Linked DNA regions of Homo sapiens: region 2 is linked to region 1. Evidence: read pairs that join two places in POLR2A ChIA-PET (ENCODE). Cell type or tissue: GM12878. All regions are shown on one strand. Links, peaks and the distances in the headings refer to the core of each region. The heading gives the core; the rest is flanking DNA. Region 1 overlaps ZBTB8A (zinc finger and BTB domain containing 8A). Region 2 has its middle 14 kb from the start of SYNC.

Region 1 (2,811 bases), core at 70-2,569:
GGTTTTGCTATGTTGGCCAGGTTGGTCTCGAACTCCTGACTTCAGGTGATCCACCCGCCTCGGCCTCCCAAAGTGCTGGAATTACAGGTGTGAACCACTGCGCCCGGCCACAAATATAATATTAGGTTGGGGGTTTTTTTTGTTTGTTTTTTTTGAGACGGAATCTCATTCTGTCACCTGGGCTAGAGTGCAGTGGAACAATCTTGGCTCACTACAACCTCTGCCTCCCAGGTTCAAGTGATTCTCCTGTCTCAGCCTCCTGAGTAGCTGGGACTACAGGTGCACACCACCACGCCCAGCTAATTTAGGATTTTTGTGTCCATGTTTACAAGGGATATTGGTCTGTAGTTTTATTTTCTTATAATGTCTTTGGTTTAGGTATCAGAGTAATACTGGCCTCATAAAATGAGTTGAAAGTTTTTCTCCTTGTCTATTTTATGAAAGTGTTTGCATAGATGAGTATTATGTCTTTCTTAAATGTTTGATAGAATTCAACACTGAAGCCATTTGGGTCTGGAGTTTTCTTTGTGGGCAGTTTTTAAGTTATATTTTAAATTGATTTAATATAATTTAAATTTTAAGTTTGATATATGGCTATTCAGATTTTTAATTTTTTTCTTGTATTAGGTTTTTTTTTTCTTTTTTTGAGACAGAGTCTCACTCTGTTACCCAGGCTGGAGTACAGTGGCGTGATCTCACCTTACTGCAACCTCCGCCTCCTGGGTTCAGGTGATTCTCATGTCTCAGCCTCCTGAGCAGCTAGGAATATAGGCACACACCACCACACCTGGCTAATTTTTGTATTTTTAGTAGAGATGGGGTTTCGCCATGTTGGCCAGGCTAGTCTCAAAACTCCTGACCTCGGGTAATCCACCCACCTTGGCCTCCCAAAGTGCTGGGATTACAGGCATGAACCACTATGCCCGGCCTCTTATACTAATTTTGATCACTTATATCACTCAGGAAATTCATCTATTTCATTTAATTTGTTGAATGTATTAGCATAGAGTTCATAATAGTTTCTTTTTATTCTTTCAATGTTTGTAAAATCTGTAGTGATGCTTCCCTCTTTCATTCCTAATACTGGTAATTTATGTCTTCTTTTTTTTTTTCTTGGTTGATCTAGCTAAAGGTTAATCAATCTTTATTGATAATGATTAATTTATTGATACTGATACAGATAACCAGCTTTTGGTTTCATTGATTTTTCTCTATCATTTCTTTGGTTTCTATTTTGTTCATTTCCTTCCTTCTACATACATTGGGTTTAATTTGATCTCCTTTTCTCTAGTTCTCTAGATTCTTTTTTTTTTTTTTTTTTGAGACTGGGTCTCCCTCTGTCACCCAGGCTGGAGTGCAGTGGCATGATCTCAGCTAACTGCAACCTCCCCCTCCCAGGTTCAAGTGATTCTCCTGCCTCAGCCTCCTGAGTAGCTGGGATTACAGGTGCGTGCCACCACACCCGGCTAATTTTTTTTTTTTTTTTTTAGTAGAGATGGGGTTTCAGCACGTTGGTCAGGCTGGTCTCGAACTCCTGACCTCGTGATCTGCCCGCCTCGGCCTCCCAAAGTGCTGTGATTACAGGCGTGAGCCACCGCGCCTGGCCCTTCTCTAGATTCTTAAGTTGAAACTTAACTCATTAATTTTTTCAGAACTTTCTTCTTCTTTTTTTTTTTTTTAATTGAGAAAGGTCTCACTCCCATCACCCAGGCTGATGTGTGGTGGCATGATCATGGCTCACTGCAGCCTCGACTTCCTGGGCTCGGGTGATTCTCCCACCTTAGATACCCAAATAGCTGGGACTACAGGCGTAAGCCACCACATTTGGCTAATTTTTTGTATTTTTTGTAGAGACAGGGTTTCACTATGTTGCCCAGGCTGGTCTCGAACTCCTGGGCTCAAGTGATCTGCCCATCTCAGCCTCCCAAAGTGCTGGGATTACAGGCAAAAGCCACCACACCCAGCTAAAACTTTTTTTTTTTTTTTTTTTTTTTAATATAAGAATTTAAAACTATACATTTTCCTGGCCGGGCGCAGTGGCTCATGCCTGTAATCCCAGCACTTTGGGAGGCCGAGACAGGCGGATCACCTGAGGTCGGGAGTTCGAGACTAACCTGACCAACATGGTGAAACCCCATCTCTACTAAAAATCCAAAAAATTAGCCGGGTGTGGCAGCGCGTGCCTGTAATCCCAGCTATTCGGGAGGCTGAGGCAGGAGAATCGCTTGAACCCGGGAGGCGGAGGTTGCAGTGAGCTGAGATCGCACCATTGCATTCCAGCCTGGGCAACAAGAGCGAAAACTCTGTCTCAAAAAATAAAAAATAATAAATAAAATAATAAATGAACTATACGTTTTCCTCTAAACTGCTTGAACTGCAAACAACACATTTTGATTTGTGTAGAGTATTCTATAAATGTCTATTTATTTAGAAGTTTAATGTTTAATTTCCAAGTATTTCAGGATTTTCATGTGCTATTGACTTCTAGTTTGATTGTATATGGTCAAAGAACATACTCTGTGTGATTTTAATCCTTTAAATATACTAAAAACTTAGGCCAGGTGCGGTGGCTTACGCCTGTAATCCCTGAGGCTGAGGCAGGAGGATAACTTGAGGCCAGGAGTTTGAGACCAGCCTGGGCAATGTAGGCAGACCCCTGACTCTACAAAAAACTTAAAAATTAGCCAGGTGTGGTGGCATGCACCTGTGGTCCTAGTTACTTGGGAAGATGAGGCTGGAGGATTGCATGAGCCCAGAAGTTTGAGGTTATAGTGAGCTATGATTGCAGCCCTGCACTCCAGACTGAAAGAC
Region 2 (2,811 bases), core at 123-2,622, 140 kb after region 1:
CCAGGTTCAAGCGATTCTCCTGCCTCAGCCTCCCGAGTAGCTGGGATTATAGGCATGTGCCACCATGTCCGGCTAATTTTTAGTAGAGACGGGGTTTTTCCATGTTGGTCAGGCTGGTCTCGAACTCCCGACCTCAGGTGATCCGCCTGCCTTGGCCTCCCAAAGTGCTGGGATTACAGGTGTGAGCCACCGCGCCCGGAAAGAGTTGTGTTTTTTACCAGCCTAGGAGCCCCTAGGAGAGGGCAATTTGCTCCCATCAGACTGGGAATCCCAGGCGAATGCTCTATCTCCCCAACTAGTTTGAGGACCTGGGCTCAGGAGTGTCTCCCTTACCAGCCCAGGAGCTCCTGGACCAGGCTGCTTCTACTTCAGGCTTTGGAGCCCTTGGGCCATGCTAGATATGTTCACTAACTAGCCTTGGAGCCGCAAGAACAGAATGGGCCTTCCTTGCTTCAGCCAGGTACTCCAGGAGCAGAGCTGAGCTGGATCTCCCCCAGCAGGCTGGTGGCTCCCACAGGCATGGCTGTGTCTCCCTGACCCCTCTCCACCTCTGCCACTGTCCACCGGCCTAACCCTTCTACCTTGATACAGCAGTTAGGGCTGGGCTGGGCTGGGCTGCCCGAGCTTTGGAAGCAGCAGCAAACCACACTGTGAGACAGGTCCTTTGGAATTCCCTAGGAGGTGGCAGGATCAGTGAGGCTGCAGTAGGGGTGACCTGGCCTGCCTCAGTATGTTGGGCAACTCATCCATATATCTAGTCACTCACCAAACCAGTCCAGAGTTCTTGGGCCTGGGCCTACAGCGCTCTATCTGTATTATGTAGTTAAATTGTCTCATCAATCCTGTGAGGTGGGTGTGATCACGCCTCATTTACAGATGAGGAAACTGAGGGTCAGAGAACAGCAGTGACTTGCCCTAAGTCACAGAGCTGGGAAAGAGCTGGCTGGTTGCCTACTGCATCTTCTACCCAGGTTCAGGAAATGTTTAGGGATAGATTCCACAGGTAGAGAGAGGTGTGTGGCGGGATGCCCAGGTTTCTGGCTTGGGTGGCTTTCAGGAGAGTGCTGACTCCTGAGACAGGGACTGCAAGAAGGTGGGAGTGCCTGTCAGGGAGCTGAGGAGCAGTGGGGAGGCGTAGGTTGCCAAGCAGCTAACCAGGGCAGGCAAGAGGTGGGTCTGGAACCCAGGCTTCCCCATTCCCAGCAGGAGCATCCCCTGCCTACTCCCCACCCAGCTCTTGGCACTGGAGTCCTGGGTTCAAGTCCCATTCTCCATTTGACCCCATCTGAAAAACATGGGCACAGACCCTGTGAGGTCAACACCTGGGATTCCTGCTCCTTTAAGCCTTTCCCAGTGGAGGGCGTGGCCCTGGCTGCAGGTGAGCGCTGTTGCCACATCAGCCGGGTAAGCCCTGCCCTGTCCCCTCCCCCAGCTCTGGAGAGAGGCCCTAGAGGCCCCAGAGGACGGTGGGAAGTGGGCGGGGAGAAAAGGCGGAGCCTGCTTGGCTGGAGAGAAGGGGACAGCCCTGGGCTGGGTGAAGGCACCTGAGTGTTGAGAACACCTGACTGTGCTAGCCTCTGTGTGTCTGTGAGGGTGTCTCTGAATGTTCCAGAGTGCACAGGAGTGTGTACAAAATAAACGTGCACTTTGACTGTGAGGATACAAGGTTGTATGCAAGACTGCCTGAATGTCTCAAATACCTCTTTTGTGTGCCTTTGTTTCTGTGTGGCTGTCCCTGGGTGTGCAGGAGTAAGTATGAATGTGTTTGTTTGTCTCCAGCGTGCCTTTGTGTGGCCAAGTGTGTGTGTGACCCTCTGAATAAGTCTCAGAATAAACCTGAGCTTTTGTGAGTCCACATTTAGAAGTGCCCCTCCAACTGGCCCCAGGCTGATGGAGGCATAAAGCCTGCCCCATCCTTTAGAAAAGCCCAGCCCCTGTGCCCCCTCTCCCTTCCTGGTGACTCACTGCCCCCCGCACCTGCCCCCAACCTCCAGAGCCTCCTGCCTTAAAGAGCAGTCCCTCTCTTGCCCAGCTTGTCCTCTCAACACTCAAAGGAAGGCTCAGTCCCCTCCTCTAGGTGGACTTCTGTGACCAGGGAAGGGGGGCCTTACATTATTTGCTAAGCATCTTCTATTGTACCCCCATTTGACAGATGACGACACACAGCCCAAAGCAGTGCAGTGACCTGCTGCAGGTGGGCACTTGTGTTTGATTCCATGACTTTTTTTTTTTTTTTTTGAGACAGGGTCATGCTCTGTCACCTAGGCTGGAGTGCATTGGTGTAGTGTTGGCTCATTGCAGCCTCAACCTCCTGGGATCAAGTGATCCTCCTGCCTCAGCCTCCCATGTAGCTGGGACCACATGTGTGCACCACCACACCCAGCTAATTTTATTTCTTTGTAGAGACAGGGTCTCACGTTGTTGTCTAGGCTGGTCTCAAGCTTCTGGGCTCAAGTGATCCTCCTGCCTCAGCCTCCCAAACTCCTGGGATTACAGGTGTGAGCCACAGCGCCCGGCAATTCCATGACTCTTAAAGCCCCTGGTGGAATCCCTGGCCATGTCCAGCCCCGTCAGTGTCCCCAACCCAGGGACTTTGAACCTGGGAAAGAGAAAGGAAACTGACATTTAGTGAGCCCCTCAGCCGCTCGCTTGGCCTTTCCCATGTTGTCATTTTATTCCCTTCAGGCTTGCTCAGAGAGGGAGGCAGCTTGCCTAGGGTCACATGGTCAGAAAGTAGCCAAGCTAGGATTTGAACCCAGGCCTTTCTGGCTCTGGAGCTCATGCTGTTAGGTGTAGGGGGAGGTTGGGGAT

The links. ChIA-PET counts read pairs that join two places held together with the same protein. Peaks named below come from ENCODE experiments on the same cell type or tissue, not always from the same donor. Only the 100,000 strongest peaks of a DNase experiment are listed, where the experiment ranks them.
Region 2: POLR2A ChIA-PET joins it to region 1 with 5 read pairs; 3 of 35 experiments call an interaction of 5 or more read pairs at or near these places.

What each region holds. Positions count from the first base shown.
Region 1 is chr1:32,571,768-32,574,578 of GRCh38, forward strand. The region is part of intron 2 of ZBTB8A (zinc finger and BTB domain containing 8A); the gene reads left to right. Among named protein-coding and RNA genes, the nearest start is that of ZBTB8A, 34 kb to the left of the region's middle. RefSeq lists a silencer at 248-448. In GM12878, for the core only: no CTCF peak of the experiment used is centred there; no DNase peak of the experiment used is centred there.
Region 2 is chr1:32,715,370-32,718,180 of GRCh38, forward strand. No RefSeq gene overlaps it. Among named protein-coding and RNA genes, the nearest start is that of SYNC, 14 kb to the left of the region's middle. RefSeq lists an enhancer at 2,301-2,811. In GM12878, for the core only: no CTCF peak of the experiment used is centred there; a DNase peak (open chromatin) is centred at 1,500.